2 separate regions of the Mus musculus genome follow, and region 1 is linked to region 2. Evidence: chromatin contacts called from ENCODE Hi-C data. All regions are on one chromosome and are shown on one strand. The core of a region is the stretch at or near the end of the contact, and the rest is flanking DNA. Distances in the headings are between cores, read along the strand shown. Region 1 holds the start of Dhx38 (DEAH (Asp-Glu-Ala-His) box polypeptide 38). Region 2 holds the start of Nob1 (NIN1/RPN12 binding protein 1 homolog).

Region 1 (5,554 bases), core at 3-2,502, 2.1 Mb after region 2:
CTTCTTTTGCTGTGTTCTAATTAACATGCACAGCTCTCCCAAGGGGCGCTGCAACACAATGTGGATGAAGAAGCAAAAGTTTCCCGAGGTAGAAGAGAGAAACAAAGTCGCATCTTATATGCATATTAAGAAATCTTGACAGGAAGGCTGAGATACAACGACTTACATCCTAAAGTGTCATTTGCATGCAAGCAGAGACTACTGTCTGTCTTGTTAACAAATGGCAAAGTAAAAACCTGATTAGATATCATTTATTGAAAGCGAACAGGAAGTCAGACATTTCTCTGGACAGGAAATTATTCACAACACAGGACAAGGAAGGACTTAATTAGCGGCTCAAAATAGCAAATAAAGCGGTCCACGGCCAGACTATGGAGAAACATCGGTGACAAAGAAGCCACAATGGACTTCTCAGGTTAGCAACTGCTTACTGCATGCGTCGTTAATCCACTTGCTATTCTCAACAATACCGATAAAGGAAAAACAAGAGCCCTTTCCTCTTAGGGTTAATACTCTACTTATAGATTATCCGCCAGATCTAGTGGAGACTCTTCAGTGAGACAGGAGGAAGGCACCAGAAGCCCTACCCAGGCTCTCCAACTATCGGGTACCAGGTTCGCGTACTGCCCTAAACGAGGGCACAGGGAGGACCCCTGAATCTCCGTGGGGCCGTTCCCAAACACCGGGATGAGACCAGAACATGGACAAAGTCCGGAGAAGGCTGAATGAACTTCTCCGCTCAAGCAAATAGAGAAACTTGGGTAACAAGGACTAGAGGAACTCTGAAATCAGGGCCCAAACAGAAGCCGCGAGCCGACACCGGCCGCCTGGAGCCGCCATGGCTGCCGAAGGACAGATCTGGAAAGAGAAAGAGACGCTCACCTCACCAAGCACGACTCTCGAGGCCTTCGGTTCCTGATCTGGAGACGCCAGCGCGGCCACCGCTCGATCCGAGGGTCTCAAAGAGGCAAATTCCGCTGTTTGAAAGCGGCCATCATCGTCCCATAATGCCCTGCGCGGAGCCTTCTATCCGTCCAAAAAGACCATCGAGAGCAGCCCACAAATCCAGGGTTCCGGGACGCCAGAGTGCAACCCCGCGAACAGGCCTTCCGAGCCTCAGTCTCTTCCTCTGGGTTCAGAGTCTCCTTGCGACCAATCGCGCTTGGCGTAAGAGTCAACACCCCGCCTCTGGCTCGGGGGTGTGCAAGGGAGGACAACACGAGACCGGCCATGTTTACTAAGGGCGGAAATGACGTCACTTCCTGTCGCTGGCGGCCAGTGCAAAGTGGAAAGGAACTAAAATAATCTTGTCGGATTACCGGACTATTGACTGGGGCGCGCGGTGGCACGTTCGTTTTCTGCGTCCGTGTTTCTCACTTCCGTTTGGGAGGATTTTTTTTTTTTTTTTTTTTTTTTTTTCCTGTCGGAGGAAGCGTTTCTAAGGATACAGCCCAGGTTAGTTGGGGTCTTTCCCAGGATGGCAGTGAGGAAAGAGGCAGTTGTGCCCTAGCTAACCGGTGGAGGAGCCCGGGTTGCTGACATGTAGACCGAAGTGTCCTCCATGGCACCTGTGAACCAGGGGGAACCCAACCACCAGGTTCTTATCAAAAACATGCGTTGGGTGTTTTGTAGACGTCAGCCCTGACGTAGATTAAAGTGACATACCGCTGTAATCCCAGCAGTTGTGAGGTTTAGGCATAAAGATTGCCACAAGTTTGAGGCCACTCTGGGGTACTAAGCGAGATCCTTGGAAAATAAGTTCATGTTCAGATATGTCCTTTGGTTATATCTTAGGATGCTTATTTCCATTATCCTATGAAAGCATTACACGTTAAGTTTCTACAAAAAAGAAGAATCAGACTTTACATACTGCTTCCGAATCTTTTCTTAGTAGCTGTATAAGATAGTTCGCAAGACTACTACTATCAGTGCCCTGTTGACAGACATGAACATAGGTCTTTGTGTCTATGTTCATATTCTCAAAAGTAGAGCTGTTGTGTAAAGAGGAGGCCAGTTTTCTTTCCAAAGAGCTTTTGCATCCAAATTCCAACGAAGTAGGCATGCCTCCGCTCTCTCTCCATTCTGAGTGTTACCGTCTCACTTGGTGTTTGTAGACTCAATGCATTTCTTAAATCTGCCTTTTAACTTGCTATCCTTTGTCTACGTGCAAAACTTGGCTTTCCAAATGTGTTTAGTGTTCATAATTTTTATGATTCTCCATTTGCATCCCTCATGCGAACACTGTCTTGGATGTGGTGTCGCTTTCCCCCTCCTTCCAACATCTGGCCTGTAGCACACCGACCCTCTCTGGTGACACGCCACACTCCCCCTTCCTCTTTTTATTACTAGTACGGGATTTGCTTACGTGAATTCTAACGGCGAGACGGGTCCAAATTCTCTTTGTGTTTCTCTTTCATCAGTAATTTGTTCTACACTCACAGTTGATGAAACCCCTCCTGGAAGTCAGCTTCCCTATTTAAAGGGTGACCTACAGGCTGGAGAGATGGCTCAGAGGTTGAGACCACTGACTGCTCTTCCACATGACCAGGGATTCAGCTCCCAGCACCCACGTGGCACCTCACATCTATCTTTAACTCCAGTCCCAGGGAATTTGACATATAGGCAGGAAGACATGCACATAAAACTATTAAAATAAACTGTGGCTTATAGGTGGAACAATTTCATTTCTTGTGTAAATTTTATTCATATCTTATGTGTGCATTGTTGTGTATGTGCATGAGTATATACTCATGTATATACACCTGTCAGTGCATGTTTGTACACCAAAGGCAACCTTAGGTGTTTGGGTTTGGGTTTGTTTTGTTTTGTATTGTTGACAACAAGGTCTCAGGCTGCCCTGCAACTTGGTGAACTGGCTAGGCTGACTGGCCACCAAATCCCAAGGATCTGGCTGAGTGCACTGAGTTCGTGAGCTACTCTCGCAGGCCAGGCTTCTTTTTAGATGGCTTCCGGGGATCGAACTGGGTCCTCACCCTTCCCAGGCAAGCACTTTACTAACTGAGCTATCCTCCCAGCCCTAATCCAGACCACGAAATATAATTTTTGATGAAGGGGAGAAAGGCAAATCACATTTCATAGCATTAACAAGCCTTGAAATTAAATGCAGAGTAACTAATATCCCAGTTGCATCTTCTGTGGGTACTGTCAATAGTGACTTGTCAGTCATGGGATTTTTCAATTAGGAAATGACTTGCCAAAAATTAGGAGCTAGACTAGCAATTTTGTAGCATGAGTTCTAGCCTTTGTCTCACAGCTAGAAGAGTAACAGAATGAACTAGTCTATAGAGTGAGAAGCCCAGCACCAAAGGAAGACAGAGAGAAGGTCAGATGAGGCCCCTCTACCTCAGTCTCCTCTGAGTCATTTATTTAATTATGACTTTCACACACTCTTAGTTGGTCTGTTTGCCATGTGATTAAGTGTATCTAGGAAGTCCCCTTAAGTCAGGACTCGAGAATATACAAACATTCGTCAATGAAGGACCCATGAAGTATGGTCCACAAATGAAGTAGTATGGAATCTCAAAGTCTTTTGTGTAGGGATATGGGAAGTTCAGTAAACGTTATATTAAAACAATGCAAAGCGCAGAAAGGGTGAATCATGTCCCCACCTCTGCCACCCCACCTTCCAGCCACTCTCCCTCCTACTCCAGACTGCTGAGGTCAAGTTTGTCTGCTTCAGCACTTGCCATAAGCTGTGGTTCTTTCTGCAGTCTGGCAGTGCTCTGAGGCACAGCCGCATCCTTCAGCTGCAGGCGGGCCTCCTTTGTGCAGATGCTTGCCTCCCTACTCAGCTACCCGTGGCTCCCCCAGGCCTCTTGGGTGGGAGCAGCACTCTGAAGTTAAAGCTTTGCTTTGTCTTCCTACTCTGATGTGGCTTTTTTAAAGATTTATTTATTTTGTGTGTATGAGTACAGTGTAGCTGTCTTCAGACACAACAGAAGAGGGCATCAGCTCTCATTACAGTTGGGAGCCACCATGTGGTTGCTGGGAATTGAACTCAGGACCTTTGGAAAAGCTGCCAGTGCTATCAACTGCTGAGCCATCTCTCCAGTCCTCCTACTCTGTTCTAATTCAAATCTTTAATTTCACTTAGAAACACATGAGAAATTATTGTGAGAAGTTACCTAGTGTGTCAGGATGGACCCAGAGGTGGCAAGCAAGGGGTGAGACGTCTTCACAAAATGGGCTTCCTAAAAGGTTTCTTTTTAAATCACCTCAGTGTCTGGTCACTACTAAATGGTGTTGTCTTCTTTCTGTTAGGACCCACGCACTTCATCTCAGCAGCCTTTAGACACTGCAGAATTGATAGTGCGGACTAGCATTGGACTTTTTCAAGATGAGCTTCCTCTTGCCCAAACTGACCAGCAAGAAAGAAGTAGACCAGGCGATCAAAAGCACTGCGGAGAAGGTGTTGGTTCTCAGGTTTGGGAGGGACGAGGACCCCGTCTGTCTGCAGCTGGATGATATTGTGAGTTTTAAATAAGCAGCCTTAATTAAAAGTTCACCTGTTATCACTCAGCATCCTGAAAAGGAACAGGATTGATGTAGATTGATGTAGATTGTCACACTTTGTCCAAGAGCTGTGCCTGTCCTGATCTGAGGCCCAAACAGACTGCGACACCTGTCCTGACACCCTTCCCCCACTAGCACCTGTCAGAACTCACCTCACTGAGCAGGCCTGGGGAGATCAGGAAATGCCAACACAGCAACAGTCGCATAGTGAAGTGCAGAAAGTTCTAGAGAGGACTGGGGAAACGCCTCCAAGGTATACAGGTTGCAAAGTGGAGGTCTGAACTGTTTCCCTGGCTGCCAGTACTCTCCTGTGCGCTGCTCCTAGAATGTGCCTTGTGGAGAAATCAGGTCTCACAGCACTTCTTCACAGTCAGTAAAGAGGGAAACTGTGAAGAGAGTTACTGTGTGTTTCTATTCACCATGGAGATTGAACTAAGGTCTTACATCTCTTCCCACCCATCTCCGCTGCAGTCATTATGAATAGTCATTATGTACAATGGATGTGTGGTGCCGGTGAGGTGGCACAGCAGGCAAAGTGCTTCCTGTATGAGACTTTGAACCTCAGTCAGTCTCTGGAACCCAGAGTGGAGGAGGGACCCAACCCTGAGCATTGTCCCCTGACCTCCATGCTCACCCGTGCTCATACCAGTCAGTAAGTGGGAATCATCAGAAACTCATGCTTTTAGCTATGGAAAAGAGTATACGTTCTAGACTAGAAGGGTAGCTCCATGGTAGAACAGTTGTCTCTTAATGTAGGAGGTCCTTGGAGCTCAGCACTCAAGGTCAATAAGAGAATTAGACTGATTGCTTCTGATACCACACTTCCAAAGTTCATATCCCAACCCTGCTGCTTAAGAGCTGTGTGTCCTGGAACAAGTAACTCCCTCCAGTGCCTCGGCTTTGTCATCTGTAAAATGGGGGTGCTGAGTGTCAGTAAGTTAAATGGTTATAGGTTGTAGGTTAAATGGTCTAACAGGTGTAAAGCGTTGAGGACAGTGAGCAGTGGGAAGAGGGGGGGGGG
Region 2 (5,759 bases), core at 1,332-3,831:
CCCGAGTGAGGTAGCTCTAAGGTGAGGTTCTCATCCCTGAGATCGGGGAACAAGGCAAGGCTGACAGACAGAGCTCCTCGGGAAAGCACGGTTATCAGTATACGCCTTTCTTCTTTCTAAGCTCTACTCTTTACTTCTGTACAGCAGCCAGATTAACAGAGGGTTTGAGTGCAGGATGGGACAGAAAGTTACCTGGGCTGTAACCACGGCCTCTGATGAAACCGAGAGAGGCACTGTGTACTAATGGTCGGTCTTTTGTGGTTTTTTTGTTTGTTTGTTTGTTTGTTTGTTTTTCAGAGCTGAGGACCGAACCCAGGGCCTTGCGCTTGCTAGGAGAGTGCTCTACCACTGAGCTAAACTCCCAACCCCTAATGGTCAGTTTGTTAAAGATTTTAAGAACAGCACACTATACTTGATCCACAGTGAATGGCACCGGCTACTACAGTGTTTGAGACACTGTCAATAAACACACAATTTTCTCATATCAGAAAAGTGTCTTCTTATAATAACGGCGTGAGTGACAGACACACTGCTACATTTCCTATAAAAATTGGTATTAATAGCAGGGCGTGGCCGTACATATCTTTATTTTTATGCTTATGAATGGCTTTGATATGTATACATGCCAGTCTGTCCACCACGTGTATGCCTAGTGCCCTCAGTTCAGAAGAGGGTGTCAGATGCCCTGGAACTGGAGTTAACAGATGGCCGAGTTGCCATGTGGGTGTTGGGAAGTGAACCTCTGCTTTTCAGAAGAGCTCAGTCACCTCTCCAGTCCCAGAATGGTACATACCTCCTTTAATACTAGGATGTGGGAGGCAGATGTAGGCAATTCTGAGTTCAAGGCCAGCCTGGTCTATATGGAGAGTCCTGAGCAAGCTGGACATAAAGAGGAGAGACCCTGCCTCTGCCTCAAAACAAACAAGCTTCCTTGGGCACCCAGCAAATGTTCCCAGTATCTGTAGTAAGATTCACTTACTTGCCGGCCAGTGCTGGTGCATGCTTTTGGCCCCAGCGCTGGGGAGACAGAGGCAGGTGGTTTGAATTTGAGGACAGCCTGGCCTACAGAGTTCTAGGTCAGCCAGGGCTACACAGAGAAACCCTGTCTCAAAAAAACAAAAACAAAAACAAAAACAAAACAAAACAAAAACCCTTTTTTTTAAATGCATGTGAGTGCTTTGTTAGCATGTAGATTATATGTTGACCCATTTCCTCCCAACCGTATCCTATGAGGTACTACTAGTATTTTGGAAAGTTGAAGCCACTTGACAGAGACCCTGTAACTATCAAGTCGGAGGGAAAAGCTACAGAAACCACTGCAGAGCAGGTAGAGCCCTGACCACCATCTGCCTCAGTGACGCCTCCACTCCCTACTAACCTGGATTCCTGAAGAGGACGATGACCCCTAGGCAGCTATTTTTTTTTTTTTTCAGAACTAATGCAAGCCCTAAACACATCCCCTTTCCTTTTTAAAATTTGTTATTTTTGAGATGAGATCTCACTACATATATAGCCCTGGCTTGCTTGGAACCTCTGACTTCAGAGGGCTTGGACTAAAAACATGTGACATCACACTGGGCCCAATCCCCTTTTATTTTTAATATGACAGTCTCACTACCTAGCTCAGGCTGGCCTGGGACCCATGACCCTGAAACCTATCTCCCCGGGACGAAGACTGCACCACTGTCTATATCGTGTGCCTTTTTCTTTTCTTTCTTTATTTATTTTTGTTATTTTCGAGACAGGGTTTCTCTGTGTAGCCCTTGCTGTCCTGGAACTCACTCTGTAGACCAGGCTGGCCTCAAACTCAGAAGAAATCCGCCTGCCTCTGCTTCCCAAGTGCTGGAGTTAAAGGTGTGCGCCACCACGCCCAGCCTGCATGCCTTTTTCTGAGTTGAGGTTGCCTCCACTGGAAACTATAATCACCCTACACACAGGACCACAGATCTAGGTTCTCTATTTGTAATTCACCCAGAGCCTTCTGTATACTTGTAGAGCGCTCTCGCACTGAGTCTTAGGAGTCTACACAACTTTACCTCATGTGTCCAATTTGCTAGACACTTCTCCAAGAGGTATATCCGCATGGTCTTCAGTCCTCGCGGAGGGGAGGCAGATATTATTACTATTTTCACGATAAAGCTTAAAGCCTGTGATACACCGTGGAGCGCACGGCTGGCACTATTAAAGCCAGGCTGAACCGACTGTCTCTAAAACAAACGCTGCCTGCTACCGATCGGGGCGGGTCTGTCTGCCACAAGGCTGGGCCGGGGCACTCACTCACCCAGCCGCACGTACTCTGGGAGAGGCTCCTTGAACCGAAGCTGGTAGGGCAGCACTGCCAGCCGCCTGCGCGTGGCCTTGTCGCGAATCTCTCGCACCACCTCCCGGATGGTGTAGATGTTCTTCCCGATGTCCTGGGGACAGACCGGCCCAGTTATCCCGCTCGCCTGACCCCACACGCATCCCTGGAGGGCCTCAAGCCCAGGCCCCGCGGCGGGATCCCCAGTACCTGCAGAGGCGCGTCCCTCAAGAAAGCTCCGGCATCAGCCACAACGTGCTCCACCGGCGCCATGTTGGCTGTCAAGGACAGACCGCGCATGCGTATGGAGCCTGCGCCGTTCTTGGGTTTGCACAGTAGTCTTCCTCAGACCGGAGGAACAGCTGCTGCGATTTCGCGGCGCCCCCTAGCGGCCACCGGCCACCCCTTCAGGACTGCGCGCATACACAGCCGCGCCGCTTGCCCTGCCTGGGGGGCTATGTGCATGATTAAAGTTGAGGGACTCCTTAAGTAATCGTCCTCGGAATTCATAGAACTTTCTTTACTTTTAAAGGAAAAACCTGTAGATATGGCATATGGTTGAAAGTCAGTAGCTAGAAACAACAAATCACAACAAATCAGTAGGGTATATTCGATTTTACAAGCAAGGAAGCCAAGCTGACTTGGCCAGATAACCTCCGAACTGACTTGAAACCACTTTTTAAAATCCGTTGTGTTATACAGCCACGCAGTCCTACTTTATTTGAATATCTTGGGACAATGGCTGTATTACTTTATACCTTTGCCCCATCTCCCTAAGCAAGGCACATGATTTTCTAGAAAATCGAACAGAAGGGGTAGTAATGACTATTAATGACTTCCGATTTTCCTTTCAATTCTGGGATTAGGAGATCTGGGCTACTACATGCTGGCAACGCTGATCTGAGCCTTTAGCAACTGCTTTCATTTACTCATCTGTCCCGTATCAAAAACCCTTCAGTGCCGGGATGGTACCTTCGTCTGACTTAAATATTTTCTGCATCCCCAAACATCTTAAATTACACGGGGGGTGGGGTGGGGGAGCATTCCAGGTGCTCCTGTGGGGGCTGGAAGACAACCACAGGAGTCAGTTATCTCCTTCTGCTAAGAGACTGCTATGGGGGCCGGGCGTGGTGGCGCACGCCTTTAATCCCAGCACTGGGGAGGCAGAGGCAGGCGGATTTCTGAGTTCGAGGCCAGCCTGGTCTACAAAGTGAGGTCCAGGACAGCCAGGGCTACACAGAGAAACCCTGTCTCGAAAAACAAAACAAAAAAAAAAAAAAAAAAAAAAAAAAAAAGAGAGAGAGACTGCTATGGAATACAGGTTCTCAGGCTAGGCAGGTAAAGATGCAACTTGCTGCCTCTTCATAGCCCTGGCTGTCCTTGAACTCAGAGATCTGCCTCCTTCTACCTCTCTTGCTCTGGGATTAAAGTTGTGACCACCAAACCTAATCCCCAAATATTTTATATCACCAATCTTCCTACCCCTCAATCGCTCCAATCTCTAGCTTCCAACAGTGCTGCCTGTTCTGAAATAAGACCCCAGTTGAAGACTATCCAACTTTATGGAAAATTTTCTCAGTGTTTTGGAATCCTTTCTCAGCTAGCTCCACTCCTCTGCAGGAGCTGACACTGCCTACTGTAGCTTCTTTCAGGATTTAGCTGGTTTTGGTGATTCTTTGCCTTCTCCCTGGCTTCTCACTCTTCATCCAATTCTCTCCTTTTTGCCTTGCAAACACAGTACCTTCTACCTAACTTTTTGCACCTTCATCAATTCAAGTTCTTTTCTTCAGCAAATAGCAACTATCTGCCAGGTATTAATGGCCACAGTATACAAACTCTAATCATGTATATATGTGAGTTTTAAATCTGTGCGTCCGTGTGCGTGTGTGCACGTGCGAGTGTGCGTGCGTGTGTGTGTGTGTGTGTGTGTGTGTGTGTGTGTGTGTGTGTGTCTGTGTGTGCGCGTGCGCGTGCCACTCCCCGTGGGCTGAAGTCACAGGCACTTGTGATCCACCTAATCTAAGTGGTGGGAATCTAATTCTTTCTGGTCTGCTTTTAACAGGTAAGCCATCTGTCCAGCCCTAAAAGGGCTCTCTCGAAGCATTTATGTCGCTCTTGCTCTCTTGCTCTGCCCTCTTGCTCCTGCTCCCCCTCTCTTCCCATTTCCCTCCCCCCTCTCCCTCCACGTGCTCATGGCCGGCCTCTACTCCTTTCCCTCTCTCTCTTCCTTTCTTTCTCTGTCTCTACTTCCTCAACTACTCCCCTCCCCATGCCCTGAATAAAACCTATTCTAAAAAAAAAAAAAAAATCATGTATGTCCAATCCTTGTCCCAAGTCCACTCTTCCTAGGAAGTTCCATCTGAAATTTCCTAGCATCTACACTTGTTAGAGCTCCAATAATTATTATCTTAGAGTCTTTCTATATATCGCTGATGGACTTAAACTCAAGAGTTCTGCTTCAGTGCTGATATTACAGGCATATGCTACCACTTCCTAGTCCTATTTTATTTAACTTTATTTTATTTTTTAAGGCATTACCAACAAAAGCATTCAAGGTAGGCATCTCTGAGCCATCCTCCTCCCTTCCACTCACCAACAACCAATGTTCATTGCACTACAGAATGTCAACATCAATTCGAGATGTTTGTCTGCACCCTTCCACCTCTGCTCTCTCTCTCTCTCTCTCTCTTGGTTTTTCAAGACAGGGTTTCTCTGTATACCCCTGGCTGTCCTGAAACTCACTTTGTAGACCAGGCTGGCCTCGAACTCAGAAATCCACCTGCCTCTGCCTCCCAAGTGCTAGGATTAAAGGCGTGTGCCACCACCGCCCGGCTTCAGTTTTCTAAATCAAATTTTTATCTCTTTCCCCGATTTCTCTATCTGCAATGGACTTTCTACATTGACCTAAACAGTGAGTGAAGATACAGGAACCAGAGTCTAATAAAGAGATTTACACAAGTTGATGAAAGATTCTGGGGTTTCAACCCTAGAAGAAAAACTGACCTAAAGCTAGTCCTGGTGCCTCATGCAGACAGCCCCATCACTTTGGCTTGAAGGCAGGATCGCTGACATGTAGGGAGATTGAGAGTTCAGGGTCACTCTTGCTTACATATCTAGTTTAAGTCGAGCCTGGGCTACAAGTGATTCTGTCTCAGATAAATGACACAGAAGACTCTGATGTGGGTCAGTGATTCTGAAACTCAAGTGTGCATCAGAACCCCCTGTTGAGCTTGTACAAATGAGCTCACTGGGTCTCAGTTTCTGACATGGTAGGTATAGGCAGGACCTGAAAAGTGACATTTCTGGTGGCCCAGGGGATCTAAAATCACCTATTATACAGAGTTTAAGGCCTGCCTGGGCTACATGGGACCCTAACTCAAAGAAAACATAAAAGGACAAGGCTGGGTGTGGCTGTTCACGCACAGTATGCTTGTGATGTTGTCAATCAGAAGTGCCAGGT

What was found. A loop is a pair of places that touch in the nucleus more often than their neighbours do.
Region 1: a map of gastrocnemius shows a loop between it and region 2 (4-fold over the local background). The contact joins the promoter of Dhx38 here to the promoter of Nob1 in region 2. A Hi-C loop is called at or near these places in 2 of 37 maps with a recorded cell type or tissue (gastrocnemius and left cerebral cortex).

Annotation. Positions count from the first base shown.
Region 1 is chr8:109,564,609-109,570,162 of GRCm38, forward strand. It overlaps Dhx38 (DEAH (Asp-Glu-Ala-His) box polypeptide 38), which reads right to left and starts at 1,253. Exons shown (of 27, transcript NM_178380.2): 1 at 883-1,253. Txnl4b (thioredoxin-like 4B) reads left to right here and starts at 1,284. Exons shown (of 4, transcript NM_175646.4): 1 at 1,284-1,455; 2 at 4,282-4,489. The coding sequence starts at 4,358.
Region 2 is chr8:107,422,457-107,428,215 of GRCm38, forward strand. Nob1 (NIN1/RPN12 binding protein 1 homolog) reads right to left here and starts at 2,582. Exons shown (of 9, transcript NM_026277.3): 1 at 2,510-2,582; 2 at 2,282-2,414. The coding sequence starts at 2,572.